Linked DNA regions of Homo sapiens: regions 1, 2, 3, 5 and 6 are each linked to region 4. The links are chromatin loops, found by intact Hi-C in ENCODE. Cell type or tissue: mammary epithelial cell. All regions are shown on one strand.

What was found. A loop is a pair of places that touch in the nucleus more often than their neighbours do. Peaks named below come from ENCODE experiments on the same cell type or tissue, not always from the same donor. Only the 100,000 strongest peaks of a DNase experiment are listed, where the experiment ranks them.
Region 1: it touches region 4 in a loop (3-fold over the local background); 6 of 110 quality-filtered maps call a loop at or near these places.
Region 2: a loop joins it to region 4, with 13 times the contacts of the local background. A loop is called at or near these places in 54 of 110 quality-filtered maps.
Region 3: a loop joins it to region 4, with 22 times the contacts of the local background. A loop is called at or near these places in 12 of 110 quality-filtered maps.
Region 5: a loop joins it to region 4, with 15 times the contacts of the local background. A loop is called at or near these places in 104 of 110 quality-filtered maps.
Region 6: a loop joins it to region 4, with 4 times the contacts of the local background. A loop is called at or near these places in 14 of 110 quality-filtered maps.

Annotation. Positions count from the first base shown.
Region 1 is chr13:44,711,622-44,716,621 of GRCh38, forward strand. It overlaps LOC105370185 (a long non-coding RNA gene), which reads right to left. Exons shown (of 3, transcript XR_941929.4): 2 at 4,074-4,377. Among named protein-coding and RNA genes, the nearest start is that of LINC00407, 74 kb to the left of the region's middle. RefSeq lists enhancers at 2,326-2,851, 2,852-3,377. In mammary epithelial cell, no CTCF peak of the experiment used is centred here; a DNase peak (open chromatin) is centred at 2,640; H3K27ac peaks cover 3,512 bases.
Region 2 is chr13:44,877,527-44,882,526 of GRCh38, forward strand. The region is part of intron 3 of LOC105370187 (a long non-coding RNA gene); the gene reads right to left. Among named protein-coding and RNA genes, the nearest start is that of TRE-TTC2-1, 38 kb to the right of the region's middle. In mammary epithelial cell, a CTCF peak has its summit at 2,123 (motif pointing left); no DNase peak of the experiment used is centred here.
Region 3 is chr13:44,816,486-44,821,485 of GRCh38, forward strand. No RefSeq gene overlaps it. Among named protein-coding and RNA genes, the nearest start is that of LINC00330, 9.4 kb to the left of the region's middle. In mammary epithelial cell, CTCF peaks have their summits at 749 and 2,142 (motif pointing left); a DNase peak (open chromatin) is centred at 2,936.
Region 4 is chr13:44,481,944-44,486,943 of GRCh38, forward strand. All of the region lies in intron 1 of TSC22D1 (TSC22 domain family member 1), which reads right to left. Among named protein-coding and RNA genes, the nearest start is that of TUSC8, 78 kb to the left of the region's middle. In mammary epithelial cell, a CTCF peak has its summit at 1,935 (motif pointing right); a DNase peak (open chromatin) is centred at 1,888; H3K4me3 peaks cover 318 bases; H3K27ac peaks cover 375 bases.
Region 5 is chr13:44,968,156-44,973,155 of GRCh38, forward strand. The region is part of intron 5 of NUFIP1 (nuclear FMR1 interacting protein 1); the gene reads right to left. Among named protein-coding and RNA genes, the nearest start is that of NUFIP1, 19 kb to the right of the region's middle. RefSeq lists a silencer at 4,979-5,000. In mammary epithelial cell, a CTCF peak has its summit at 1,898 (motif pointing left); no DNase peak of the experiment used is centred here.
Region 6 is chr13:44,916,006-44,921,005 of GRCh38, forward strand. TRE-TTC2-1 (tRNA-Glu (anticodon TTC) 2-1) reads right to left here and starts at 1,993; the gene lies at 1,922-1,993. All of the region lies in intron 1 of LOC107984619 (a long non-coding RNA gene), which reads right to left. RefSeq lists an enhancer at 2,499-2,828. In mammary epithelial cell, CTCF peaks have their summits at 1,700 and 2,407; a DNase peak (open chromatin) is centred at 2,166; H3K4me3 peaks cover 1,484 bases; H3K27ac peaks cover 1,181 bases.

The DNA of each region.
Region 1 (5,000 bases), 230 kb after region 4:
CTCTTTCGCAGTGGTCTCTGTACTGTTTTGATTGCACATGCCACCAGTAATAAAAAAGTTTGAGAACACTAGTTCATGAAATGTTTATCTCTTTATAAAGTTATGTACATATAAAGCCATTTTAACATATTATGTATGTTAAAAATATTTACAAAAATAGAACTTTCAAAAGGATAAGATAAAAATAAAATAGCCATAACTCTGCCCTCACTAATATTTTTAGTTGAGACCATGTGACTGAACTAGATTGTCCTTATTTTTACCTCATGTGACAAATAAAGGCGGTGTCTGCTGTGCCATATTCTTGTGGTTTTACTTATGCTGGCTAAGTAAGAACTTTGTTCTTAGCTTTACTCTCTGATTCCATTAGAAAAAAATATTTTCATGTCACTGACCTATTTTTTCAAGTTTAGCTTTATTAAAACTAAATTATGAAAGCTATAAATCTATGTAACCTGCCATACACAAATGCACTGTGTCCCAATACACTAAAAACAATCAAATTAGAGTGATGCTATTATTCCAGCCAAATCATGGGATGCCCTCAGGCTTCTTTCTCCATCATCCAGAACACTCAACCTTCTGACATGTGGGCTGAGAGAGGAGACCAGTGCCAATCCATTGATTAACTATTAGTAAAGCTTAACTTCTGTCGTATTTATTTCATTTATTTATTTATTTTTTTGAGACAGAGTTTTGCTTTTTGGCCCAGGCTGGAGTGCAATGGCATGATCTCGGCTCACTGCAACCCCTGCTTCCCGGGTTCAAGCAATTCTCCTGCCTCAGCCTCCCAAGTAGCTGAGATTACAGGTGCCTGCCACCACGCCCAGCTAATTTTTTGTATTTTTAGTAGACATGGGTTTCACCATGTTGCCCAGGCTGGTCTCGAACTCCCAACCTCAGGTGATCACCCACCTTGGCTTCCCAAAGTGCTCATGCACACAGGCATGAGCCACTGTGCCTGGCCAACTTCTGTCATATTTTAAATCAAAATAAATCTAAGTTTAAATGTTTTCTTACTGTGCTCCAAAAGATTGTCTTGCGTATCCACTAGGTACAGACACTTTATTTTAGAGACAGTTGACCCTTGAACAACATGGGTGTGAACTTTGTGAGTCTACTTATACCCAGATTTTCTTTCACCTCTGCCATCCCTGAGACAGCAAGACTAATCCCTCTTCTTCCTCCTCCTCTACCTCCTTAATGTGAAGACGATGAGGATGAAGACCTTTATGATGATCCACTACCACTTAATGAAGAGTAAATAGGCTGGGTATAGTGGCTCACGCCTGTAATCCCAGCACTTTGGGAGGCCAAGGCAAGTGGATTGCTTTGAACCCAGGAGTTCGAGACCAGCCTGGGCAACATGGAGAAACCCTGTCTCTACTAAAAAATACAAAAATTAGGCGTTGGTGGCTGTCGCCTGTAATCCCAGCTACATAGGAGGCTGAGGCACGAGAATAGCTTGAATCTGGGAGGGAAAGGTTGCAGTGAGCTGAGATTGCGCCACTGCACTCCAGCCTGGGTGACAGAAAAAGGCCCTGTCTCAAAAAAAAAAAGAAGAAGAAGAGTAAATATATTTTCTTTTCCTTATAATTTTCTTAAAAGCATTTTCTTTTCCCTAGCTTGCTTTGTTGTAAGAATACGGTACACAGGCTGGGCACGGTGGCTCACACCTATAATCCCAGCACTTTGGGAGGCCAAGGCAGGCGGATCACCTGAGGTCGGGAGTTCGAGACCAGCCTGACCAACATGGAGAAAGCCCATCTCTACTAAAAATACAAGATTAGCCGGGCTTGGTGGCACATGCCTGTAATCCCAGCTACTTGGGAGGCTGAGGTAGGAGAATCGCTTGAATCTGGGAAGCAGAGGTTGCGGTGACCCAAGATCACACCATTGCACTCCAGCCTGGGCAACAGAGCAAAACTCTGTCTCAAAAAAAAAAAAAAAAAACAGTATATAATACATATAACATATAAAATATGTGTTAATTGACTTTTTGTTACACATAAGGCTTCCAGGCAACAGTAGGCTGTTAGTAAGGTTTTGGGGGACTCAAAAGTTATTTTCAACTTCACATGGGGTTGGGGCCCCTAACCCCTGTGTTGTTCAAAGGTCAACTATGTAAGTTTCCCCCAAACAGGAGAAACGTAGGAGTTGACGGTATGAGTTCCATTGCACTTTGTTGAATTATTCAGTAAAAGGGCTAAAATGCCTTTAAGAAAAATATTTTTGCTACAAGAATTGAGAGAATCCAGAAGTGTGGTTGATGATAACCAAAGCAGGGATTCAAATTAAATGTGAGCTCCCTGAACTTCTGAAGACAGCCTGTTTTCTGCTGTAGCTTTGACAAGGTCAGTCCCAGGACAGATGGAGGAGGCAACTTTGTTGGAGCTATTACTGATCAAGTAACCCAGATGAGTCTCAGATCCACTCAGAACCTTCCTCTCTGGATTCTCTTTCATATCTCAGGACATCTAAACCATTTCTATCAATTTGCTCCAGAGCAAGCTGGAACCTGGACCCCAAGATGAAGAACAAGCCTGGGCTGACCCAGACAAGGTTATCCTAGACCACAGCTCACAGAGCAGCCCCTTGGAGAGCCTGAGCTGAATTCCAACCCCAGCCCGAGGGTTTTGGATGGAAGTGAGTCAACTTCTGGAATGCAGTGAATTCAACATTTAGCCCCAAGTTAGTCACCATCGCAAATAGCAGTGAGGGCTGTGGCTCTTGTTCCATCTCCTTTTCAGCTGCAACAAAGTGACTACTGGAAACAGAGGCCAGGGGAAAGAGCAGGCCAGCCTAAGTGAAACAGGGAGCCCTGGGCCCATGTACACCGCCAGCACCACTCTAGATCTGGGTTACTTTAATGCTACTGAAGCTGAAGGCTGTATGGCTTTAATGGGAGTCTCTTCAAGCTGTAGCTTTAAAAAAGCAGTTCTGAATTAGCCGGGCATGGTGGTGGGTGCCTGTAGTCCCAGCTACTCGGGAGGCTGAGGCAGGAGAATGGCGTGAACTTGGGAGGCAGAGGTTGCAGTGAGCCGAGATCGCGCCACTGCACTCCAGCCTGGGGGAGAGTGCGAGACTACATCTCAAAAAAAAAAAAAGAAAAAAAAGAAAAAAAAGAAAAAAAAAGCAGTCCTGAAGTAGAATTCAAAGCAACAAGAGATGAAAGGAGCTGCCATTTATTTATTTATTTATTTATTTATTTATTTATTTATTTTTGAGATAGTCTCCCTCTGTCACCCAGGCTGGAGTGTAGTAGAGTGATCTTGCTCACTGCAGCCTCTGCCTCCCTTGTTCAAGCTATTCTCCTGCCTCATCCTCCCGAGTGGCTGGAACTATAGGCATGTGCCACCACGCCCAGCTAAGTTTTGTATTTTTAGTAGACAGGATTTCACCAAGTTGGCCAGGCTGCTCTAGAACTTATGACCTCAGGTGATCCACCCGCCTCGGCCTCCCAAAGTGCTGGGATTACAAGCATGAGCCACCGTGCCTGGACAGGACCTGCCATTTAAAATGCTCCATGAAGTTTACAATTCAACAACAACAAAAAACATGATTGAAATGACCTGGAGAAAAAGAAGCCTCCAATTCTCTGGAGTGTAATTCACGTCAACTACAATTTCTGCAGCAAAGGCAAAAACAAACAAACAAAAAAAAAGTAAACAGTACTTACTTTTTGCAATAGGAAACTCTTGCACATGGTTTCACTGAAATTTAAAAGTTATAACAGAGCATATAGTAAAAATCTCCCTCCTTCCCCATCACCCAGTTCCCCGTTTCCTCTCCAATTCAGAGACAGGCTGGCACAGTTCATCTTTATTAGCCAACAAATATCTGAATTATGGGTGAGTTGGTTTGGCCCATGGTAAGGGCAGTGATCCAAGAACAAATCCCAGCAGAATGGAAAAGTTGTTAATGAAGCTTTTAAAAAACATTCTTCCATGTACACACAATGTAATATCGGTAGAATTATCTTCGGATATGAAGCACAAGCGAAGACCATAGAGGTTAGCAGTACCCAGGAGAAAAAATATTTTGGCAGACTGGGAACAGATCGAATAACTTACCTTTTTTTGATTTTCTGCAGGACGTTTGAGGCTCCTGGCAATGAGGATCTTCCTGTAAGTGTTTGAGTTAGGGTTTGGCATCTGGCTTGACCTGATTCGCACAGACACAGCTGGCCCTAATTATTATGAAATCACATGCGACAAGAAGGCCTTCTCTTGGCACTGGAACATTCCAAGCCATTAGGTGGATGTAAAATCTGGTCATTATCCATTAATTTTTCCTTTCCTCTGATATACTTCTAGACCTTCCAGTCACCAGACTCTGTGCCATGTTAAAGGAGCTCTTCACATCCCAACCATGTTCCTGGAACCCAAGAAACGATCAGTTATAATTTGGGCGACTGCCAGCTAATCTCCTTTCCCACAGGGTTGGGCAAGGGACAAGATAGCAGTTGTTCGTTTAGTACCTGGTATTTTACACTCTTTATTCCATTGAATAGTAGATCATATCTATGCCTGTTATATTTTCAATTAACTTAACAAATAGCAGGAAATGAAACTATTAAAATCTTATATCCTAGTCCCAGCCATTCCAGAGATTATCTTTAACTTTAAAAAAGGAGGAGGGAGGTAATATTTTACTAGGCAAAAATGTATAAATATACCTTTATAAATGAGTTCTTAAATTTTTTTGAGACGGAGTCTTGCTCTCTCATCCAGGCTGGAGTGCAATGGTGCGGTCTCAGCTCACTGCAATCTCCGTCTGCTGGGTTCAAACGATTCTCCTGCCTCAGCCTCCTGAGTAGGTGGGACTACAGGTGTGTGCCACCACACTCGGCTAATTTTTGTATTTTTAGTAGACACGGTGTTTCACTACGTTGGCCAGACTGGTCTCGAACTCCTGACCTCTTGTTCTGCCTGCCTCGGCCTCCCAAAGTGCTGGGATTACAGGCATTAACCACTGTGCCCAGCCTGAGTTTAAAATTT
Region 2 (5,000 bases), 400 kb after region 4:
AAAAAATTAGCCGGGCGTGGTGACGGGAGTAGTCCCAGAGAATGGCGTGAACCCAGGAGGCGGAGCTTGCAGTGAGCCGAGATCGCATCACTGCCCTCCAGCCTGGGCAACAGAGTGAGACTTCGTCTCAAAAAAATAAATAAATCATAAATAAAAAATAAATTAAATAAACCCTGTTTTTTGAGAGGATCTTATAGAAGTCCCTCAGAGTAGCAACAGTATACACACTGCTGGAAAAGTACCGTTCCTTCCTGATATGGTTTGGCTGTGTCCCCACCCAAATTTCATCTTGAATTCCCATGTGTTGCGGGAGGGACCCGGTGGGAGGTAACTGAATCATGGGGGAGGGTCTTTCCCATGCTGTTCTCGTGATCGTGAATAAGTCTTACAAGATCTGATGGTTTTGAAAAACGGGAGTCTCCCTGCACAAGCTCTCTCTTTGCCTGCCACCATCCACGTAAGGTGTGTCTTGCTCCTTCTTGCCTTCCACCATGATTGTGAGGTTTCCCCAGCCACGTGGAACTGTGGATTCTCCATTAAACCTCTTTCCTTTGTAAACTGCCCAGTCTCCGGCATGTCTTTATCAGCAGCATGAAAACGGACTAATACACCCCACTGACTGGGTAAAAAAAGGACTCAGTGTTTCCAGGGCTCAACTGGCTGCTGGAATGCTATCAGACCCCTCCTCTTCGGTCCATAAGCACCCACCCCACTCGAGGTGGTAAGAAACTGTAACCCCTAACTCTGCTCTTTGCGCAGGGATCTCCCCTTTCTTTCCCCTGGGTCTCAGGAGGTCAGCAGTGCCAATGCAGCTTTCTCCTGTCTTCCTCAAATGCTGTGAGTGTGAACTTCCTGCACAGAGAACAGCTGCAGTGGGGTCCACCCTGGGACAGTGCTGCTCAATCAGGTATCAGTCAAGTGAGCATAAAGACTAATGTCACATACCTCTCTTCCCTACAGCAGAAGAAAGTGCCTGAAAAAGAGACCGAGTGGGCTGGACTAACCTTTAGTATTTAAGTACCGTTTTCTCACATGTCTTAGTCACGTAGGGAAGCCACTAAAAGGTGAATTGTAAGTGGGGAGAAGAAAATGGATCTGTGGAAATTAAACGGAAACTTATTTGAAATATGATGGAGGTGACACTCTGCAATTTGCCTCCCAGCCCAGGTCACAGACTTTCCATCCATCTCAGTGTGTCTCACTCTTCACTCAAAGCACCTGTTGATGCCAGGTGTGCTGGCTATCTCAGAAGACCATGAATGAATATAGGATTCTTCAGACGTCCCTATTTTGTTAGGGAGTATAATCCCAGGGAGCAGGGCCAAGGGAGAAAGGGAAGGAAGCAGAGAAGGAAAGAGAACCAACTCAGGAGGGCCAGTTACTGAGCTGCCTGCCACCAGGTGCCAATGATGGCTACATCTGTGGGCACTCATTCAAAATATATTTAACACTCATTAAACCCCAGGTGCTTCTCACAGAGAAATCATGTGAATGGCATCTAAAGTCTGTCCATGGGAATGCAGGGAAGGGAAGAATTGACCATCATCTCTTGCCTTCACTGGGCAAAGATTCACCCCAGAGGGCATTAACTCCCCAACACTTCCAGCTTGCACATGTATGGGCACCAGGCAGGTCTCTGCCCTGAGCCGGGAGGTGACCAGTGTGCACATAGGCAAGGCACTGTTGTACCTGTGTGATGTCAACTGGAGCCCATGTGCCACAGCAGCTGAGACAAGAGGCAGGTGAGGGCAAGAGGATCTGAAGCACCATCCTGGGAAGCATTAGAAGAACAGGACTATAGCAACTGTTTGCAACTCTGCACTGGGACATCTAGACCTGTGTCTTGGTGGCAGCCAGTATAATGTGAAAAAGCCAGACTCTCCCAGAGACCCAAGTGACACCAAGCACGTACTAAGTCTGAGCAGTAAATGGGACTTCACAGGCCTTTGTGGTCTTCTGAAAATGTTCTACGCTCTGGTTCATAATCCACATCCTCCACCACTTTGGAACCCAGCAGAATCATAATCCAACCCTCTCTCCTCCAGGAAGGCAGTTAGAAAAGAGGTGTCACAAGTCTGCAGTCAGCCCATGTTCAAGTACCAGGTCTGCCACCTACTGGCTTCGTGACCTTCTGCAAGATTCCTAAACTTGCTTGAGCCTCAGTGTCTTCCTCTGTAAAATGGGAAGTTGTGCTATCAAATGACATCATTGAATGTAATGTTTAGCCAGCCCATTGTCCAGCTCCAGCTCCCCATAAATCCTCCACAAATAGAAGTTGTTGTGATTATTATGCCGCCAAACTCTGTGTACCTCCGGGAGCATCAGGTTTCTCAGGGGAAAATTAGGATGGTGTGATACACCGAAAGGATTCTAAACCTTTAAATATATCATCAACTTCTCCCCCCTTGTGGGCAAATAGGAAACTTGGCAACAGGAAAATGGGCTGAAACAGAAATAAAATTGGGTAGTAAAATTAGCATCACATTTTTCCATCTTTGTTCAGGCCCCATCAGGAGTGGGTCAGTTCTGGAAGAAGGGAAATGAATTCATCCTAAAAGAGAATCTGGTATTCTTTGCCCCACTGTCAGACTCAGTGTTTCATCCTCAAGGTGATGCTTGTGAATGACTTCATACTTTTATGAAAATAGTCCCGAGTGCTTAACTTTTCATAAGCAGACATACCCTATTCCTTGACACAAAGAGGATCCATGCTACTTTGCTTTTTGAGTACTTAACAATCAAGGCCGGACACAGTGGCTCACGCCCACAGCAATCCCAGCACTTTGGGAGGCTGATGCAGGTGGATCACTTGAGCCCAGGAGTTCAAGACCAGCCTGGCCAACATAGTGAAACCCTGTCTCTACTAAAAATACAAAAATTAGCCAGGCATGGTGGCTTGCACCTGTAATCTCAGCTACTCAGGAGGCTAAGGCAGGAAAATCTCTTGAACCTGGGAGGCAGAGGTTGCAGTGAGCCGAGATCGTGCCACTGCACTTGAGCCTGAGTGACAGAGTGAGACTCTGTCTAAAAAAAAAAAAAAGAGGAAGAAAAAGAAAGAAAGAAAGAGAGAGAAAAAAGAATCGTAGCTTTTTTTTCTTGCTTTCAGTTAGTTAAGGACCTTATTGCCCCCCCCCCCACCCCCGCCAGGTGTCTACACAGCTCTGAATTTGTGCCAGGCCTCACACTGGGCTTGGGGATAGGGAGCTGAGCCTCTAGGGGAAAATTGCTTAGAAGGGAACACACGTCCCGAGATAGGTGCACATAAAGAGGCAGGCATTTGTTTAACAGACACTCACTGAGCACTTCCTAAGCCCAAGAGCTGTGCTGAAAGTCAAAGACTGAGTGTCAACCGGGCACAGTGGCTCATGCCTCTAATCCCAGCCCTTTGGGAGGCTGAGATGGGAGGATCGCTTGAGCTCAGGAGTTCAAGACCAGCCTGGGCAATATGGTGAAACCCCATCTGATTTTAAAAATAAAATTAAGACAACACAAAGCCTTAGTGCCTGCCCTCTGCAAACTTAGTGTCTAGAGGAAGATACTGACAAATAGATGATTACAATACAACGGGGCTGAGAATGGGAACGGGAGAGCACAGCAACATGCCCTTTCTAGAGATGTAGCTCCAAGAGTCCACACCAAGCTTCAATGCAGCTAAGCCAGCCTACACTCAGTTCCCGGCACACCTCAGTCTTCCAGTCTCTGGTTATTGGTTCAGACCACTCCTTCCACTTAAATGGAATGTTTATATTTTATGTTTATCAAATAAGCATCCATTTTTTAAAGGATTAATGAGCATTCATCTACAAGATCCTTTTCTACCCAAGTCAAAGCCACCAATTCGTATTACCAAAATTTCCCAGGGCCCAGGGCCATGAGGTTTAGAGAGAGGGAGAATTTCCTCTCACCCCATAAAAGGCCTGCTTAGCAAGCTCCTCTTTCCAGTCTCAGAACTTCCCAGAGATGACAATGTGCAAGTCCATACCCTTCGGTGGAAGTGTTCCACCCCATGCCCAGGAGCTGTATCAGGGGAGGCTATACCCATGCAGTGTGGGGGGCGAGGGAATGGGGATGTAGCTCTATCTCCCAAATTACCCAAAGAATGGACAGCTCCTTGCCTTTTCATTTTCAAATGTTTTATTGATACATAACATTCATATAGAAAATTGCACAAATCATAAGGTATAGCTAGATGAATTCTCTCGAAGGAATACCTCCCTCCATAAAACTACCCGGGTCAGCAACTATGTTTACACTTTTGATATGTCTTAAACTCTAGGTTATTCCATCTTAAAGAGTTGAGATTTGCTGAGCCCAGACCAAGTCTGTGTGGTCCCTTCTCCAGCACGAGGCCAAGGTGATGCCAGCCTGCTCTTCCTATGCGCTTGGGGTCTCTGCTCCTCCTTCCAGCAAACAGCGAAGTTGGACCTAATATACACAGCTCCACAAGAACCACAGCAGTGTTTGCAGACAAGCCACAGTGTGAGTCCACAGGCAGAAAGAAGCCGTTTCCCAAAGGAAACATTGGCTGCAAAGATATACCTCTGCCTACCATGAAGACAGTCTTTGAATCCTTAAACAGGGCAGCAATGACTGCTTCCAGCCATAGCCTCTCAATTAAACAGCCCATTCAGGTAGACTTCTCTTAAAAAGGGACAGTTTCCATTAAAAGCATATTCAAGACTTTACCCCTTGCATGACTAGAAACCCTTGAGGGTGCTGAAATGATCTTTTCCCCATCTTTTATCTAATCCCAGAAATGTTTCAAAGAACTACAATTAAATTTCACTTTCCCCCAGAGGCCTCTGAAAGGAGGACGCTTCTCCCTAGCACACGACATAGGACAGGGAGCTTTGCCAGGAGATGGAGGCAGCAGAAGAGACATTTCACTGCGATCCTGGGACCACCTGCCATACCCACAAATACTCTCTTTCCTTCACGATCAGCTAAAGTGCAATTCCTGCTCAGCCTTTCATGCCCACTCCAGGGACCTCATCTGGTAT
Region 3 (5,000 bases), 330 kb after region 4:
TGGGGAAGTCTGGGAGTTGAGGCATCTGGATTCCAATTCCTACTCTCTCGTTTCCTTAATTTCTTTCCTCTCTATGTGAGGGGGCATATTAAGCAAACAAATTATGATGTGTCCCAGCTTTTCTGTCTTCAAAATGGGAAGAACAGACCACCTGTATCCATCTACTGCCCAGAGAAGCCTCGTCTGTTGATGATGCATCTCTTCACCAAGAGCCCGTCAGGGCTGCAACTCTTCTGAAGGAAGGTTGGGGGAAACCATGAACAAAATAAAGAACAGCTTTCAGAGCAGAGCAATAGCTTACTTTGTGAAAGCTTGGGACACAAGTGGTTTTTTTTTTTCTATAATGTCTTTGAGCATTGCAGGAATGCAACACACCAGGTGTTAGCTATTTTCTTAGAGTCCAGAAGTTTGCAATACAAAAGCATTTGGAATTGCTTTTGAATGCCAGGTATTTAAAGTTGCCAACCTAATGACTTATTAATAAAGCTCTCCACCACTTGTAAGCGAATGTTATTAACAAATCCTACTTCATCAGTTCATATAATCTGATTAACTGGAATAAAACAGGCATCTAGCTCCCCAGTAATTTGCTGAACTTGCACTACACTAAGGGATGTCTATGCTGCAAACCAACTTTTTAAATTTGTGTGTGAGAGGTACAAGCCATGCCCAACACCTTCCCAGGGTGCCATTGGCTTTTTGACTCATCCATACTCATCAGCAACCTCTCCAGGGGCCCTGTCTGATCTATCCAACTCCTGCTGGCAGGAAAGCTCCAGTTCCTCTGCCTGCCACGTTCTGAAGTCACAAAACTGTGCAGCCTCCTCTGGGCACCCTGAGATCATGAAGTGGGGAGGGGGTAGTGGAGCTGAAAATAGCCTCTGTTTGAGTCACAGGGACAGGGAAGCAGGGCCAGCCACCCAGGGTCACCATCCGGTGCCACACCCTGAGGGTCACTATCTGGGATCTATCACTTGAGGCCACCACCCGTAGCCACCATCCAATGCCACCTCCTGGGGCCACTACCCAGGACTCTCCCCTGGGGCCATTGCCTGGAGCCTTGTGAGTCAGAGCAGGTCAGGGTGCCTATTCCTGCCTCTCCGGAGCTTGAGGTCTGTGGATCACCGTTTCCCATTCCTTTCTAGCAGTTTCCTGGGTTATTTAAGCAAACAGCTGCTTCCTCATTGTGTCAATCGCAAATCTGGGCAATCACTGGAAGGAAAAATGGAAAGAATCAAGCAAAAAGGCCTCATTAACATCATTTAAAACTCCTCAAATTAAATGCCTGGATCTGCTCTCCCAGTTATATTTACCATAATCCCATGTTTTTTCCTCCATGTCACAAGCAGCCCTGAACACGGCTTTCCGATTTCCGCACCGCTTTGCCTCCGCTCCTCCAAACTCAGAATGTCTTCTTCCCCATGCTCAGGGCTGAGTGAAGTGAGTGGAGAGGGGGCTATCTGCGCCACTCCTTCCCAGCCCCCTCTCCTTTGCATCCTCTTCAAAATTCAGGCCAAATGTTACCTTTAGGGCTCATTCTTTGACAAATTAGTCTATAGGAATTTTTGTCCCTAAACTCTGATACTATTTCAGCCCATGAGTTACTTATTTAACATGCAGTGAGCCCAGGTTGTTTATAATCCATCTTCAGGATTGAGGAAACAGATAAAGAAAGCATGGGTCCTGTCCCAGGGAACTTCCAACCTAGGGAAACCTACTGATTCAGATCGAGGTATTACAGCATGGTAGGTGCTCAGCTAATTATGTGACAAAATTGTGGAAGTGCTTCCCAGCAGGGGGAGAAAAATCACTTGTAATGGTCAGAATTCAGCATGAGATGCATCAGGAGGGACAGTAGGTACCCCCGGCAGTGTGGCTTCACGCAGGATTCAGCCTTAAGTAAACGCAGCGTTTACTTAAGTACCCTTCAGCGTACGCTTTGCGATATTTTTATTTGGATTTCTAAAAATCTCATAATAAATGACCCTTCCTTTCCTCCTCTTCCTCCTGATTTAAAAGCTCTTGGTCCTACACAAATCTCCAGTTGCTCGTGTGCGTTGCTGAGCTCTAATCTGTGCGTTGCTGAGCTCTAATCTAGGATCTAAACAGCCCCTGGGAGGTAACAGTAACGTTCCTAAACATTGCCATCCTGTGGCCACATGAAGAGAGAACAGGAAATGGTCATGGATGCTGCCATTTAAAGAGGGAAGTCAAGCGCAAGCTGCAGTCCCCAGACCCTCCTTCTCACTCCATATCCTGTCCCCAAACAATTGCTAGCAACCATAAAGATGAATTCCTGACCTGGAGAGGCTGCTACTCAAAAACAGACCCACAAGCAAAAGCATTAATGAATGCAGGCCCACCTATCAATTCAAATGCTCTGCATCTTGGGAAGTCATATTTCTCAGGAGGGTAGGTTTGGGTAGGCTAGCAAACAGCCACCTCCTCCGAAAGTGCTGGTCTTCAGGAAGGTTGTAGACAGCCTGTTCTTAGAGGTTGCACCTCTTTTCCAGGTCAGAGTTGCTGCCTTCTGTTTGAATAAGGCTGTTGGGAACGGCACCACAGATTTTCAAATGTCTCCAGGAAGCTCCTCGCAGCTCGTAGCCCTGCTGTTAGGCCATGTTGACAGCATGGGCCAGGCCTTTGGGATTCTGGCCAGTGATGCTGGCTAGGGAGGAAGGGGGATAGGCCTGAGTCTGTTTGCCTCTTGATCCGTGTGGGTCATTGTCACTAAGGGATACCTAAAATTGAGCCTGAGCAGCCAAGCATGAAGAGAAGAATGGACCCCATGTTTGACCTGCTCTTGGACGCTTGATAGGTAAGATACTCACCTGGATCATTATGCTCCCTGTCTGCACTATCCTGGGCTGGCTTAGGTAGCCTAGTCAATCTAGACAGTCTTACGTCTGTGATGAGGTCAGGTTTCTTTGCTATGAGTCATTTCCCCCATTCACATAAATGGAAAAAATTCATCAAACACATGCTTACTTGGTCAACTCTGCAGCTTATCACACAAGGTGAAGAGCACATGACTTTGTCAGCCTGCAAATTTACTGGAGTAACTGCTGATGAACAAAGAAAATAGTTGATGCCAACCCCTCTACTAGTGACAATAATGACAGAGATACCTTACATTTGATTGCGCTTTTAAGCTATGTATGTACTGTGAAACACAGATATGAATTTTTAGGTTGGGAAATTGATACTCAATTTCAATTAACTAGAATGGAAAGACTGGAGAGTGATTTTGTAATTTTAAAACATTAGATTTGTTTTTCTAGCCTCTAGTAAACATAATTCGTAAGGATAAAATGAAAACTGATTACCTTCTTTTATCTAACAGAGAATGATAGTTAAGAGTCATGCTCATGATTGGAATTCCAACATTTATTTGATTAAATGGTCTATGTATTGAGCACGCATAGAGTATACTGCACAGACTCAAACTGTGGGAACTTACGACCTAAACAAATCTCTCCAATGCAAGGCAGTTGTGTGATGAGGCTTTGTATACATTCCAACAGCTCATTACTATAAAGCACTGCGTCTGCAAAAGAAAATAATTCCAGACATGGTAATCAAGAGGGCATTGTAGGAAGAGGATGATTTTGAAGTGATCCTCCAAAAACCCGAAGTATTTTGACAAGCAAAGCCAAGAATGGAGGAGGGGCATTTCACGTGGATGGAGTGGCTTGAGCATACCTTTCCTGAAGCAGAAAAGTATATTTAAAAACAAAAATAATAATAATAATAATGTGGTTTGGGTTAGCTAGAATAAAGGAATCTGGGAGATAAAGTTGAACAAATAGTTAGGTGTAATGTTATAAAAACCCCTGAAAGCCAGTATATCAGTTGGGGTTCAGTCAGAGCCTATAGAGCTCAAGACCAATTGAAATAATTTCATAAGAGGAATTAGTTACAAAGGTGTTGGGAAAGCTGAAAAGTTAATGAGGGGATGGTGAAGCCACCTTGGGCTTATCACCAACGGGGAGCTGTTACCACCCATAGGGCCAGAGCCTTAAAAGCTGGGGCTTCCCTGGGGGAGCTGGATCTTCTGTGGATGCTGCCCAGTAAGATCTGGGTCCATGGAAGGAGTCTGTCTGGCAAGAGTTGGAACCATAAAGGAGAGCACAGCCACTAAGAGACACTGCCTGACTTGGGGCAGAGGGTGTATCCTGGCTTCTTCCACTACCCTCCAATCTCTCACCAGCGCACTGGCCAAACGCAGCTGTGAGCTGGTTGGCAAGAGAGCCTTGGACTGGAAATTAATTTGCGGGGAAAAGGCAGGACAGATCTGGGAGCAATCAGGCAAGCAACAGCATAGTCATATTGTAGGATTGGACTATTCATTGTAGGATTAGACGATTCATTAAGTAGTGAATAGTCCAATCCCGCAATCTGACTGTGCTTGGGGTTTTTGGAGGAGAATGTTAACAATCATGGCATTGCACTTTGGGAAGGAGGAGGTCCTGGAGGAGAATGTAACAATCATAGCATTGGAGGATGACAATAAGATCCATTAAATTGCTGTGAACATTTGTATAATCATGGTGGGCTGAATAACAGCTTCCAAAAGATATCCACATCCTGATCCCCAAAGCTTGTGATTTTACCTTATATGGCCAAAAGATTTTGCAGATGCTACTAAATGAAGAATCTTTTTTCTTGTTTGTTTTTTGTTTTTTGGGGGTTTTTTTTTGAGACAGAGTCTTGCTCTGTCACCCAGGCTAAAGTGCAGTGGCACAGTCTCAGCTCATTGCAACCTCCGTCTCCTGGGTTTAAGCGATTCTCCTGCCTCAGCCTCCTGAGTAGCTGGGATTACAGGTACCACCACCACACCTGGCTAATTTTTGTATTTTTAGTAGAGATGGAGTTTCGCCATGTTGGCCAGGCTGGTCTCGAACTCCTGACCTCAGGTGATCCACCTGCCTTGGCCTCCCAAAGTGCTGGCATTAGAGATGTGAGGCACTGTGCCCAGCCTAAATGAAGGATCTTGAGAT
Region 4 (5,000 bases):
AAACTCTTCACGTTTCTATTCCATCCTCAATTATACTTCTTAAGATGTCACAATTTCTTTGTTCCTTCTCAAACTCCATCAGCTTTTCAAATATAAAGGGTGCTTAATATATTTTTATTTTCATATAAGTAATATAAAGCAAAATTATGGAAACACGTGCATGTTAGTAAATTTGCAGTATGTTATAAAAGAATTGACATCTATGCTGTTAGTCTACTAAGTGCCAAGAATGACTTTATACATACATTATATAATTTAATCCTCAAAACAACTCATTTTCAGGTGAAGAGATTGAGCTTTAGAGAGGTTAGCCAGGTGCAGTGGCTCACGCCTGTAATCCAGGCACTTCGGGAGGCTGAGGCAAGTGGATCACCTGAGGTCAGGAGTTCGAGACCAGTCTGGCCCACATGGCAAAACCCCATCTCTACTAAAAATACAAAAAAAAATTAGCCAGGCATGGTGGCACACACCTGTAATCCCAGTACCTCAGGAAGCTGAGGCCAGAGGATCGCTTGAACCTGGGAGGCAGGGGCTGCAGTGAGCCGAGATCACGCCACTGCACTCCAGCCTGGGCAACAGAGTGAGACTCCATCTCAAAACAAAACAAAACAAAAAACTCAGTAGAGAGGTTAAATAACCTCAAGTTACACTGCTAGTAACTGACAGAGCTGAGACTGAAGACTCAACTTTGTTGTTTCTGCTCTACCATACTACCCTTTACTCTAAATGATATGCAGAAACAAACAGTAAACATTTTGAACATTTATATTCTTAAGTTACATATTTTATGTCAAATATTATAGGTTTCATTACCAAAAAAGTTATTAGTTACTAAGATAAAAATATAGTTATTGAAACATTATGTTTACTTTGGATATGTAAACATTGATTAAAATATTAATGATAGCAACTAACATTTATTGAGTGCTTACTAATATGCCAGATGTTATTCCAAGTGCTTTAGAAAGATATTTATGCTTCACAATTATCCCAAGATCATAAATGCAACAAGTGCTAAAGCCGGTATTTAAACTCAGAGAATCTAACTTTAAAGCTTATATTCCTAATCAGTACATTATATAAAGCTATTTTTGTAATATTCTTTACATTAAGAAATTTTAAAAAAGTAACTACATTATTTAGATATAGGTTTTCCCCTAAATTACGAATACACTTAATAATGTACGATGCAGAGTTAGACATTCAGTGAATTAACAAGCAACATATTGAGATACAGCTTTCTCTAGACAGTCTTTCAGCTACAAATTGGATGTTCAATTTTAATATCCCAGTCTTTATAACAATTATCAATTAGCAAATTTTAAAACAAGGATGCTTTGTAGAAAGCTAGCACAATCAGCTAGCTTTATTTTAAAATCATGAACTATCAAGAAAATTGTAGGAAATTTGCCATTGCTACTTTAACAAGAATTATGGGCCGGGTGCGGTGGCTCAAGCCTGTAATCCCAGCATGTTGGGAGGCCGAGGCAGACGGATCATGAGGTCAGGAGATCGAGACCATCCTGGCTAACACAGTGAAACGCCGTCTCTACTACAAATACAAAAAATAAATAAAAAAATTAGCCGGGCGTGGTAGCAGGCGCCTGTAGTCCCAGCAATAGGCTGAGGCAGGAGAATGGCGTGAACCCGGGAGGCGGAGCTTGCAGTGAGCGGAGATCGCGCCACTGCACTCCAGCCTGGGCGACAGAGCGAGACTCCGTCTCAAAAAAAAAAAAAAAAAGAATTATGAAACAAGATCTACAAAAATTGGCTGACCCTGAACATAGACAGGATATTATTTGAATAGCTTAAAACGCCCACATTCTACAGACTGGTCAATTAAGTTAAAGGACATGCAGAAAGATGCTGGACTTGGAATATGCCATTGGGAAAAATCCAAACGTACACCAAGAAGTAATTATTCTGACCTAACAGTAGATGGCGCTAATACAACGTATCCTTTTCATTAAAAAATGGTCCATTTAGCCTTCTAGATTATTTTTATGAATGCAACCAGGGCTCTTAAATTAGGTACAATTTGATTCATATAATTTCATTTCTAACCTAATTTTGCTTAAGCTGAACACATAGGTATCTTATACACGAATCTTGGCCCTTTTTAAAAGCATTACTTAAACATAGATTAAAAAGCTACAAAATTTGCTAACAAATAAAACAGACATACATACTATCACAAAGTTTGAAACTGAAAAAAGTAGGAACAGGTTTTAAAAAACCCTCAAAACAAATAGTATCTGAACGTTTTGAGGTTTGAGTAGCCTAAGAGTTTGAAATTATGCCTACAGTTCAACTATGGGAATGCTAAAAAAAATCCCTCAAAAATCTCTAGTCTCTACAGTAACAAGATTTCCATTTCTTACTGTAAAACCCTTTAAGGCTATGAAGAATATACTAATTTCTTGTTGACAAGCAAGGGAACACAGTCCTTCCTCCCTTCCCATACTAGCCCATCCTATATACTTTATAAATAATAGTGCTTCTCAATTCAGAGGTAAATAATGTCTCTGAATGTGAGCACAGAAACATACGTTACTTTAATTAGTCTGGAAGCGGAAAAATGCATAGCTGTGTATTATTATCATGTTAGTCTAGAATGGGAGATGCGGTTGGAGAAGGCAGGAAATGATGGAAATTGTTAAAGGTACAACTAATATTCATGATAAACATATTTAACAATTTATGGCCCAACGCAAACCCTAGAAGTAAATCTAAGTATAGGCCACACCACAGAATAATAGTACATATGCAGCACCACAGAATAATAGTACAGCAGTATCATTAGCTGATGGGCTCTTTCCCACATCGAACCTCAAGCCACACAGGTGGGTATCCCTTCTGCTTACTGGGCTGCATATAAAGGACTGATTACCAGAAGATATTTTAACTGATAACACTGGAATTGTAGAAAATACATGAGCATCTGTGTTTTGACTCCTAGTCCCAACACTTGTATACTATAACTCAGGAAGTCACTTAACTTTCAAATTCGATTTCCTCATTTACAAAATGAAAGTAAAGTGGGATTATATGTAGTGAGAACTGAAAAAGAATAGATATGTAGAGTATGTAAGATGAGTAGTACATAAAGAGTCAATAAATATTGGAGTCCATCCTCTTTCTTTTACCATATTATAGAAGCAATAAGGAGCAGGCAGCAATAATAGTACATATCCACTTAAGCTGACTCCAATCAAGACAATAGTTAGAAAATAAGAGTTTTAAAGAATAGAATGCATGCTGCCCCCCATCACCAAGAACTAATAAAGTACAAGTTTTCTGAAAAATGAGTGCTTAGTATAAGTAAATGAAACTCAAAGCCATAAGCAATAGGCCCTATAAATAGTGACTCCAGCTATGAATCTAAAAGCAATCACCAAGATATATATATGGAAAGTTCTTTTAGTCATATTTCAGTCTTTAATTGTATAGCAATTCTTTCAGTATAACACAAACTTTGTACAAGGTTATTAAAAGTGTTTTTAGTAAGATTTTTAAATTAATCCCATACATAACAAATATTAGACCTCTAGATTACCTTTCTAATTAGAAAGACATTTCAAAAATGTCCTACTAGTTCAGAGAGAACAGATGCCTAGAATAACCTGGAAATGGGTACTCAGATATTTGTAGAACTAGAATAAAATAAAGGCATTTTTCAGATAAGCATAAAAGTTTACCACCATTTGACATTCACTAAAGGAATTCACAAAAAATATTATTTAGGAAGAAGAAAAATACTCCATTAGAAAGGTCTGAGTTACAAGAAAGAACAGTAGGCAAAGAAACTGGTAAACCTGTGGGCCAATCTAAACAAACATTACCTATATAAAATACTGTCAAATTTGTAGAATTATTTAAAGTTAAAATTATGGATAAGAGTATCAAATAAATTGTAGGTAGTAGGGGAAGGTTAGGGTAATTAGTGTTAAACTGTTGTAAGGCTTCTGTATTTTTTCAAGGGGGATGGGTTTTTAAATATGGAATAATTTTAGATTTTGTTAGATGGATTAGACAAAAGTATAAACTAAAGGAACATTAATACATAGCTCCCCAACCAGAAAAGGCGAAAAAGAAAATGTAAATAATCCAAAGCAAAAATCTTAATCTAAAAAAATAAGGCAAGAATGGAGGGCAAAGCATAGAAAAAGCAGGACAAACAGAAGAACAGGGATGGAATAAAGAAATTCAGATCCATAATCACAATAAATATAAACAGACAAGACTCACCAAAGATTTTAAATGTCACCCCCACAAAAAAACAATCCACTATATGATATTTACAAGAAACACACTAAAATATAAGGGCATGCAAATGCTAAAAGATGAAAAGTGGAAGTAGAAAAAGATACCACTGGCAATATTAACCAAAGAAAGGTGGAATAACCTTGTTAAATAAGACAAAATAAATCTAAGCAAAATGCATCATTAGGGTTAAAGAGAATCGTGACATAACAGGCTTCAATGCACCAGGAAGATATAAGAATTCTAAACTTACATGCACTGAATATAGATAAACAGACAAAGAAAAATTTGCTAGAACTCTAAGGAAGTATCAAATAATCTCTATATTACTGTTAGGTCTAGCAGATAAAATTAGTTAAGATACTAAAGATCTAATTAAAGCAATTTAAAAACTTGACTGAATGGACACATAGAGAATCCTCAGCCTCAAAATTAAAGAATTACAGGCATACATGGACAATCTATATAAACTGTTGATGTGCTAAACCATACAGCAAGACCAAATACATTTAAAAGAATCAGTTCATACAACCACGTTTGCTGAACACTATGCAATTAATTAATGTGTAATTCACTAACAAAATGACAAAGCATAAAAGCACCCACACTGGATAATTTCAAAACACTTTAAATAATATGTGGATCAAAAAATAAATCTTAATAGAAACTTAAGACACTTAGAATGAAAAAGAAATGCAGATTTCTAAAATATGCTATGAAGTAGTCAGAAGGAATTG
Region 5 (5,000 bases), 490 kb after region 4:
AAAAAGATGATTAATGTACAAACTATAAATAAACATAAAAGGAAAAGATCAAGGTCATAGGAGATAAAAATCTGACAGTCAGCAATACATGACTACATTTTTCGAAAGCAAACATAATCTAAGGTTATAAGAAGTAGACTCTGGCACTTGTACGAGTGTGAAATCTTCCTCCAGGATACTCAAAAGCAGTCAGATAATCTCAGGGCACTGTGTCCAGTTCTGTACTTCTAAACTAAAGGAACACTGAGAAGAAAAAAAAAAAAAAAAGACTTGGAAGGGATTCAGAAGAGACTCAAAGATGATTAATAGGATGAAAAATAAAACCTCCAAAGAAAGATGAAAGGAACTATTTGCAACCTTTAAAAGAAGATGAGAAGCGACAATAAAAATAGTTTTACAGAGAGGATGGTCCAGTTGTTCTCAAACTGAAGAGAATATGCAGAAGTAGAAATGAGAAAAACAGTAATGATTTTTACAGGCCTCACAGTGGCGAGACATGTAACTCACAGCTACTCAACACCCTCCACAATTCTCAAATTTACTTATTACTTAAGTTTCTTCAACATTTTTGCAGAGTATTGCAGACTCTTACCATGTTGGGCTATATGTTACATGATAAAATTTGGCACTACAGTGTACTACGTACCAGAGAGCAGATGCTAGGTAACTGCTTTTCATTGGTAAAGAATTTAAACTTGTTATAGCAAGTGGATTTTAGGTAAGATATAAGAAAGAGTTCCCTAAGTGAAACATCAAAGATGTGATGTGTAGAAACTCCTTTGATGGAAGCCTTTTAAAACAGCTAATTTTCTCTTTCAGGCAGACTGCAGTATCATGTTCCTAAAGGTAAAGAAACTTAACTTCCTAAAATTAAATATCATGTTCCTAAAGGTAAGGAAACTTGTCTTCCTAAAATTAAGTATCATGTTCCTAAAAGTAAGATTAGAGTTTTAAAAAGTTGTAAGATTTTATTTTTCTTGGTGCTGAAATCAATAAAATCCTCTTCCAAAATTTATTACATTCTTATTTACACAGAATCCAGATATTTAAAACTAGAGAGAAAAATGGTTGCTAAAAAGCACATTATCGCAAAAAAGAAAAATCAGAAACACAAGACCTAATTACACACATAAACAACAGTAGGAAGCCCCACTCCACCAACATGAAGCTGAGATAAATGAATAACGAAAAAAAAGGAGTTCTGATGAAGGAGTTCAGGTTCCTAAAGTACAAGAAATAACAAATCCAAAGACTATTGAAAAAACATAAATTATGTCTTACATTGCAGTTACATACATGTAAAGCTTAGTCCAATATCTCCTGTTAGAGAATGGATAATATGAAGTTATAAAGACCGTGACAAGGGAAATTTTCACAGTTGGTTTTTCTATATTTTTATCTACTAAAATCATTTTCTCCCTGTACTTCTATCTTTCCTCAGTTCACTAAGAGGAAATGGTCCTGAAACTATGCTCTTTTCCTTCCTCTCTTCTTTCATTTTTTACCTCTTCTTCACCTTCCTCATTGCCTATACCTTATGCCTCCAGTGACAATCTTTAAGCACTACAGAGCCAACACATGGGCAAACCGTCCTAACCATTATCTTAGCACAGACCATTCTGGTCACATTATTCTCTCCAATTTTTTCCTTATGCTCAAATCACGACCCATTTATTGGCTTTTCCCCTCTGCCTGTTCTATAAAACATAGTTACTCTTCCCACTCTCATTAAACCACAACTGCTTCCACACAAGCTACACTATTGTACTTTTCTTTCTGAACATCAAAAAGATACAGCATTCTTTAGAGCAGATCTCCTGTGTTGGAATTCTGCATGAACCAGGGAAACAAAAGGATTTCCTCAGAGCCACAGTAAGCGTTGAAATAAATTGTAAAACTACTCCACCTAGTGGACTCCCAGTCTGCTGTGAAAAATGTTCCACTGTTTCTATAATAAAAGCAAGGTTTTGGAAACAAACCTCTACCACTCATTTTCCCTAAAGCCAAATCATACAGCATTGGTACTACATAGGACAGGAATTAAGAAAGAATAACTTTTTTTGGTGGCTTTTTTGGGGAGGTAGGGGAAAGGCTATTAATGGAAAGCCTTAAAAGTTATTAAATTAAATACACTCGGTACCCCTGAGTCTGACTAACCTGAAAAATACAGAGATGTAGAAGTAAGGACAAAGATGTACTTTTGTCAAAGATAAGGAAGCCATATGCCAAGCAAACCTTCAGTTTTCTTTAAGCTTTAAAATTCTTACTCTGTGAAATCTTTCACAAGCTTTTCCTAACAGAGCAACTACATAAAGACCTTATTTTTCCTGCATGTCAAAGAATATAGTGGCTTCATCGGAAAGAATGTAGCTCTCACACAAAGATCAAATTCATGAAATAAGGACTATTCTGCCACACCAATGTGGAACTTACTCTTTTTAGGAGTTCAAGTAATATTTTTTAAAAATTGAGAATGACAGGAATGTAGAAAGTAAGTATATTTTTGTAACAGGGTTTTTTTGTTTGTTGTTTTTTTATTGAGACAGTCTCACTCTGTTGCCCAGGCTGGAGTACAGTGGCACGACCTTGGCTCACTGCAGTCTCTGCCTTCTGGGTTCAAGCAATTCTCCTGCCTCAGCCTCCCAAGTATCTGGGATTACAGGTGCGTGCCACGATGCCCAGCTAATTTTTTTTATTTTTAGTAGAGATAGGGTTTCGCCATGTTGGCCAGGCTGGTCTCAAACTCCTGACCCCAAGTGATCTGCCTGCCTTGGCCTCCCAAAGGGCTGGGATTACAGGTGTGAGCCACCACGCCCGGCCCATAATAGGTTTTTAAAAAATTGCTAGTGGGGATAGTATTTATGCATTTTTGAGAAATCTATCAAACATACCAAAAGAAAAGCAGTATTTCCCATATCCTCTAATAAAATATACATACAGAAAAAATATATATGAACTCTTCAGAATATATTAAAGAGCAAGAACCTGAGAAACAAACTATGGAAGAACCTCAGATGAACTCACCCAGTGCCCAAAGAATTTTCAGAGCACTTACTAAACAAAGCAACATCACAGGTATAAATAAACTTCATCCAAAATTGCCATCTTCACCCCATTTCCTCATTCTCTTTAAACACCTCTAAATTTCACAAACCTATAACCTCACTTATTCCCTCAACAGATTTTGCCCATTCCTCTTCCAAGGCACTTCTGCCTGCTGTCATAGCATACCTCTGGAAACCAGAGCTAGACTCTATCCCCTCAGCCCCCACCTGTCCTACATAAAAAGAGCCACCAGCAAGCCTATTAAATGCTTGCTCAAACCAATCCTTTATTCAGAAGGACAGAGCCGCTTCCAAAATTCACTTATAGTTTTGAAATTCCACTGTGCCACCAAGAACTAAAGCAAACACTGACTATTCTCCCCCATTCCTTAACAATTTTGTTTCAGGCATCCCATCAACTCCACTGCCACTGAAGGTGGTCAAGCAGCCCACTTCTAGCCAATGAGATCTATATAAATTATCTCCTGGTTGGAAATAAAAACAAAGCTACTGTTTTCCCAGTGAAAAGGGGGGAAACTAGGCTACGTGTACCTTTTGTCTTTTTCTCTTCTTTCTGCCTATTCTGTGGCTTAATATTTGCATATGCAAGAACATTCTGGTGACAGGCAAGAGGAGAGCCGCCTACTCCGGTGCAACAAGAGACAGCCTACGTCCATGGTACTGTCATGCAGCAACAGCAGCCCTGGATTTATTTTTTTTTTAACCTTGGGAAAATGACACCTCTTTGCACTAAGCCATGGTAGTAAGGTTGCCATTCCATTTCCTAGAGCATGACTAGCTAATGCAAGCACCACTGCACCCTACCATCTCCTTTTATCTGAATACTTTCCATGCTCAAATAGGCTTATCTTGATTTAAAACTATCCTCCTACACAGTTTGGCAGTTTCTCATAAAGTTAAACATATGCTTACCACATGACCAACCAATCTCACTCCTGGATATTTATCCAAGTCAAATAAAACCCTATATTCAAAACAAAAACCTATACGTGAATGTTTATGAAGACTTTATATAAAGGCTAAATACTGGAAACAACACTCAACTGAGAACGGATAAACAAACTGATATACATCCATACTATGGAAAAGAGTAATACTCGGCAATAAAAAACAAACAACTGCTACATGCAACAACATGGATAACTTTCAAATGCAGACTAAAAATAAGTGAGTCAGACTAAAAAGGCCACATACTGTATGATTCCATTTATATGATGTTGCTGCAAAAGTATGAATATAAGAACAAAAAATAAATCAGTGGTTGCCAGTGGGTGGAGGGGAGGCTGCCATCAGGGCATAAGGCAATTTTTCCAGGTGAAGAAACACTGTTCTATATCTTGATTCTGGTGGTATTTATATGACAGTATATATTTGTCAGAACTATCCACTAAAAAGGGTGAATTTCACTATATGTACAATATACATTAAGATAAACTGGGGGAGGGAGGCCTCTTATAGGAAGTCTTGAAAAACAAATAGACGGCCCTCCCCTCCAAAAACTCAAATATCCCTTGACCAGTCAGGATTATCCCTACATAGCTAAAATTAATGCTTCAGTTACTTGTAGTCTTATGGCCACCTCATGTGTATTTATTCATTTCACACTACAGTGAGAACCTTAAAGGCAAGAAGTTACTAGTGTTTGTTTTGGTGAACTCAGCCACATATAGCAAAATCTTTGTCCTTTCAAATACTGAATGTTTACCTCTAATTTTCAAACTAAACTATTGTCAAGAAGTTATGCAAAGATAAGCAAAATGTCTGTTAACATATATTCAAAGGTTGCTGAGATTTCTTGCTAACATTAGAAAATCAAACTAGTCTTCTATCAGGAACTTTAAATAAATACATGCTGCCTATGCTAGTTTTCATCTTCAAATATTAATGTTTCCAAAGTTTCTCTAGCCAGTGGAAATTTTTTCCTTTAATCATTTA
Region 6 (5,000 bases), 430 kb after region 4:
ATCCTCCCACCTCAGCCTCTTGAGCAGCTAGGACTACAGGCACGCACCACTGCCTGGCAAATTTTTTTTTTTTTTTTATTTTTTTATTTTTGAGACGGTGTCTCCTTACGCTGTGCAGGCTGGTCTTGGTCTCCAATTCCTGCTCGAGTGATACTCCCACCTCGGCCTCACAAAGTGTTGGGATTATAGCCATGAGCCACTGCCCCTGGCCTAAAAACAAGTTTAAAACAAACAAAAACTACACAGCTTCTGCCTGGCAGCCCCCGGCATCAGCTATCCTCCCTGGCCTTGCCCCTTAGGCTCAGGAGCTGTGAGAGCTGCATTACCCCTTCTTGTTTCCCTAAACCCTAAGAAAAACTTAAATAATCCTTGATTAAGCACTCTGCTAAGAATATATCACGAGTTTCCTACAGGGCCGCGATTGATACAGGGATAATAATATCATCTGAGAGTAAAATAATCTAAAATAATAATCAAAAAATAAAAATAGGCCCGGTGCGGTGGCTCACGCCTGTAATCCCAGCACTTTGGGAAGCCGAGGTGGGTGGATCACCTGAGGTCAGGAGTTCTAGACCAGCCTGACCAACATGGGGAAACCCCATCTCTATTAAAAATACAAGATTAGCTGGGCATGGTGGTGGGCCCCTGTAACCCCAGCTACTCGGGAGGCTGAGGCAGCAGACTCGCCGGAATCCGGGAGGCAGAGGTTGCAGTGAGCCGAGATCGTGCCATTGCACTCCAGCCTGGGGGACAAGAGCGAGATCATGCCTGTAATCCCAGCACTTTGGGAGGCCAAGGCAGGGGGATCACGAGGTCAGGAGATCGAGACCATCCTGGCTAACACGGTGAAACCCCGTCTCTACTAAAAAATACAAGAAATGAGCCGGGCGTGGTGGCGGGCGCCTGTAGTCCCAGCTACTCGGGAGGCTGAGGCAGGAGAATGGCGTGAACCCGGGAGGCGGAGCTTGCAGTGAGCCGAGATCGCGCCACTGCACTGCAGCCCGTGCGACATAACTAGACTCCGTCTCAAAAAACAAACAAAAAAAATTATAGTCTTTATTTTAGTCTTTAAATATAGTCTTCATTTTAGATAATCTCATCTAATAACAAAGGGATGCATTTATTTGCATAACAATTGGAAACTGTCACAAGTCAATACTAAGACTTCTAATTCTAATCTAGCATATCACAAATTCTTAAAGTTTTTTTAAAACAATGTGTCAAATAAATATATCAAGAGTAAAATGTTTTGGTTTCGTTTTGTTTTGTTTTGTTTTGCCATCGGCTGGAGCCTCAGTATTTGTTATAACCTAATTTTCTTCCCCGCCTTCCAAACTGGTTTAGTTAACTCTCTGCATCACAAACACAACAAATTGTACATTGAACTACCCTGCCTTTAATATATGTATTTTCTAGAAATCTTGTTGTCCTAGAATGACTTTAGGTAACTTAAAAGCCCTGCAATGCCTCCCTCCCTCTCCCAGCATCCTCCTAACAACAACAAAAAAACCCTATAATGTTCTAAAATTGCATCTTTCCTTTTTCTTTCAAAAAAGAGCACTCTTTTGGTCATTTGCTCATCTTCACAGTACAAGGAGAAAATACTGGAGAAAAACCAGCGGGTGTATTTCGGCATGCGACCGCTTGGTTCCCCCGCTTTCCTTCACCTCTGACCTAATCTCTCACTTCAAAAACTGACTTCAAGCTGTTGCCAGATACGTCCCTTCCGCCGCCTGCCGCAGGTGGCTAGGGTCTGAGCACACTTGAACCTCACACCCGCCCCAGGGGTAGCTCCTTGGTTCCCTTCAGCCCCGATGTGTCCCTCGTGCTTTGAAATGGAATTACAGTTTTGGTTAAAAACATGCCTTTTCCGAGTTAGGAAGAATCTAAATCGACTGAACGCCAGTCTAAAATTTCGGCGTTCCCACACCGGGAGTCGAACCCGGGCCGCCTGGGTGAAAACCAGGAATCCTAACCGCTAGACCATGTGGGAGACGGCAATAGCGACTCCAAGCCTAGACAAATTGAGTCTTCTCGGTCGGCTTCCGCCCACTCCATCGCGTTCATCCGTAGGCGTCAAACCTGCTCCTGCGCCTGCGCGGAGTCTGCAGCGGTTTAAACCGTTCAGGTTCGCATTCTACTGTTTCTCTCCTTGCAGGGGCCCTTGAATCTTTCTTCAATCTACTCTCGCGTCTTTCGTGATCTCATCCAGTCTCCTGGTGCTAGGTACCATGTCGACACCAATGTAGACACTAGATTGGATGAGTCATTGTTCACAATTCCTCACAAAACTCCTGCAAAGTCCAAAAGAACTGGGGTTTGAATGTTAGAGGCTGGTGAAGAAGTGAGGACCACGGGGCGTCATAACACCGCGCAGTGGAGGCCACGCTGCACTGGCCGGTGTCCGCCGACAGGGTGTGTGCCACAGACGCGCAGTGCCTTGCCCGAATCTGTCCCTCCCCTCAGCGCTGGTCCAGGCTGGCCACAGGCACCACCCCGTCCCTGAAAGTGGATCTTTTCCTCTGAAAAAACAGGAATGAGAACTGCCCGGAAGCCTGGAACATTCCAGGTTCTGATGACTCAGCGGCTGAAGGCAGGATTTGTGTCACCGAAAGCAGCCAGAGTGGCGGTCTGTAAATGTAGCTTAGAAAAGTGGAGAAAGTCTCTTACTGCAGGCGTTCATGATAGATGGAAACTCCGTGTGGTTTCCAAGGCCCTCCTCGATTTGAAGCATTTCAAGGGAGCGGTTGATGCCTTAGCAGTCTACTGTTTGAATTAGGGAAATGCAAAGAGTCAGCCATTGGGGATAGCCGGCGGAGAGGAGCTGTGGCTCTGGTGTCCTCAGTGGCTTAAGCTACACATAAGTTGTGTTTACTAGCAGAAACTGTGTTAATGGAAGTCTGGGGACAAATTGTGGAAGTTTCGAACAGTTCAACTAGCAGAGGACACTTTGAAGCCCACTTAAAAGCTAAGATCACTCCTCACACCCCCAACTGCCGCAGGGACTTAGAAGGTCCTCCTTCTCCCTCTCAGGCTAAGGTTCATCTGTGACATTCATCCTCAACAGAGGAGGGGCGAGAATAGACTGGAAATAGAAATTGTTCTGCCTCGCACTCATTACCACGAAGAAGCTCCCCAACAGGGAATGAACGCAACCCAACATAATTAAAAGTGAATATGGGCCGGGCGCGGTGGCTCACGCCTGTAATCCCAACACTTTGGGAGGCTGAGGAGAGTGGCTCACATCTGAGGTCAGGAGTTCGAGGCCAGCCTGGCCAATGTGGAGAAACCCCCGTCTCTATTAAAAATGCAAAAATTAGCCGGGCGTGGTGGCGCACGCCTGTAATCTCAGCTACTTGGGAGGCCGAGGCAGGGAGAATCGCTTGAACCGGGGAAGTGGAGGTTGTAGTGAGCTGAGATCATGCCACTGTACTCCAGCCTGGGTGACAGAGTAAGACTCTGTCTAAAAAAAAGAGAAAAGAAAAAAAAATGGGAATGTGGCTCTGAAAAAAACCAGAAGCATTGACAGCAAACCTACTCTGTGTATCAGACACATTCAAATGTGTTTATTTAATCCTCATAGTGTACCTATGAGGTAGGTCTTACCCACATTTTAGTTGGTTCTTCCTGTACTATCTTTGAACAGAGTACAGAGTTTCTTAATCAGACAACTGCTTTCCTTTTGAGGATATTTGCTTTGGAACACCAAAGAAAACTCTCCAAAACAAACGCCCTCAACTACGGAATACCTGACATCTGTGGTTCTCAATTTGAGGGCTCAGATTTCATAAATACTTTTCAGTTTTATATTTCCCTTTGATGATAATTCTTTTTAAAAAAGACATCTTACAGGTTTTCAAGATCTAATTTCTCACAGTAACCCATCCATTGGACGGGCACCATCCTTAGGATGTAACCAAAATGTGAATTTACTCTTGGTTTCTCACGATCACTAAACTGAAATTTGTTCCATTTTTCTCTTTACCAGTGGATGAAAACTCAAGCAGTAGCAGAAAGCCCTATGGTCACTTTATTTTTATTGTTTATTTTGAGACAGGGTCTCACTCAGTGACCCAGGCTGGAGTGCAGTGGCTTGATCTCGTCTTACTGCAGCCTTGACTTCCCAGGCTCAAGTGATCCTCCCATCTCAGCCTCCCAAGTAGCTGGGACTGCTGGTGGCACTCACCACCAAGCCCAGCTAATTCTTGTCTTTTTTGTAGAGACAGGGCTCCACCATGTTGCCAAGGCTGGTATCGAACTCCTGGGCTCAGGAGGCCCACTTTGGCCTCCCAAAGTGCTGGGAGCCCTGTGGCCACTTTAAGTAATAAAACACAATCCAGCGCAATACACTGTTTAACAGCTCAGTCCTCATTCTCAAATAGTTTGCCCCAGCCCAACTTGGGCATGATTTCCAGCTCGAAGTGGTGGTTTGCTGGAGCAGGCTCTTACTGCCTCACAGGAGCCCATGGTGGGCTTCTCTTCCTAACTCTGTGTTCAGTGACATCATATTGGTAGCCTGAGATGGCCACACTGGGAGTATTTACCCCATGGAAATAGGTAAATGCTACAAGGCAGGGCTTTTTCCTTGAAAAGCCAGTGTGCTGGTCAAAAAATAGCAATGTGCTGGTTAAATATCACACCAGGAATGAGCCACTTCTTTCTTTCTTTGGCCTTCTGCCTTTCGAGGCTCTGGGGTCCTCCAAGATTGGAGTGTGGGGAGGGGAACGAAAAGGGGCACAGGGCCGGGTGTGGTGGCTCACGCCTGTAATCCCAACACTTTGGGAGGCCAAGGCGGGTGGATCACATGAGATCAGCAGTTCAAGACCAGCCTGGCCAACATGGTGAAACGCCGTCTCTACTAAAAACACAAAATTTATCCGGGCACAGTGGCAGGTGCCTGTAATCCAAGCTACTTGGGAGTCTGAGGCAGGTTAATTGCTTGAACCGGGGAGGCGGAGGTTGCAGTGAGCCAAGATCGTGCCACTGCACTCTAGCCTGGG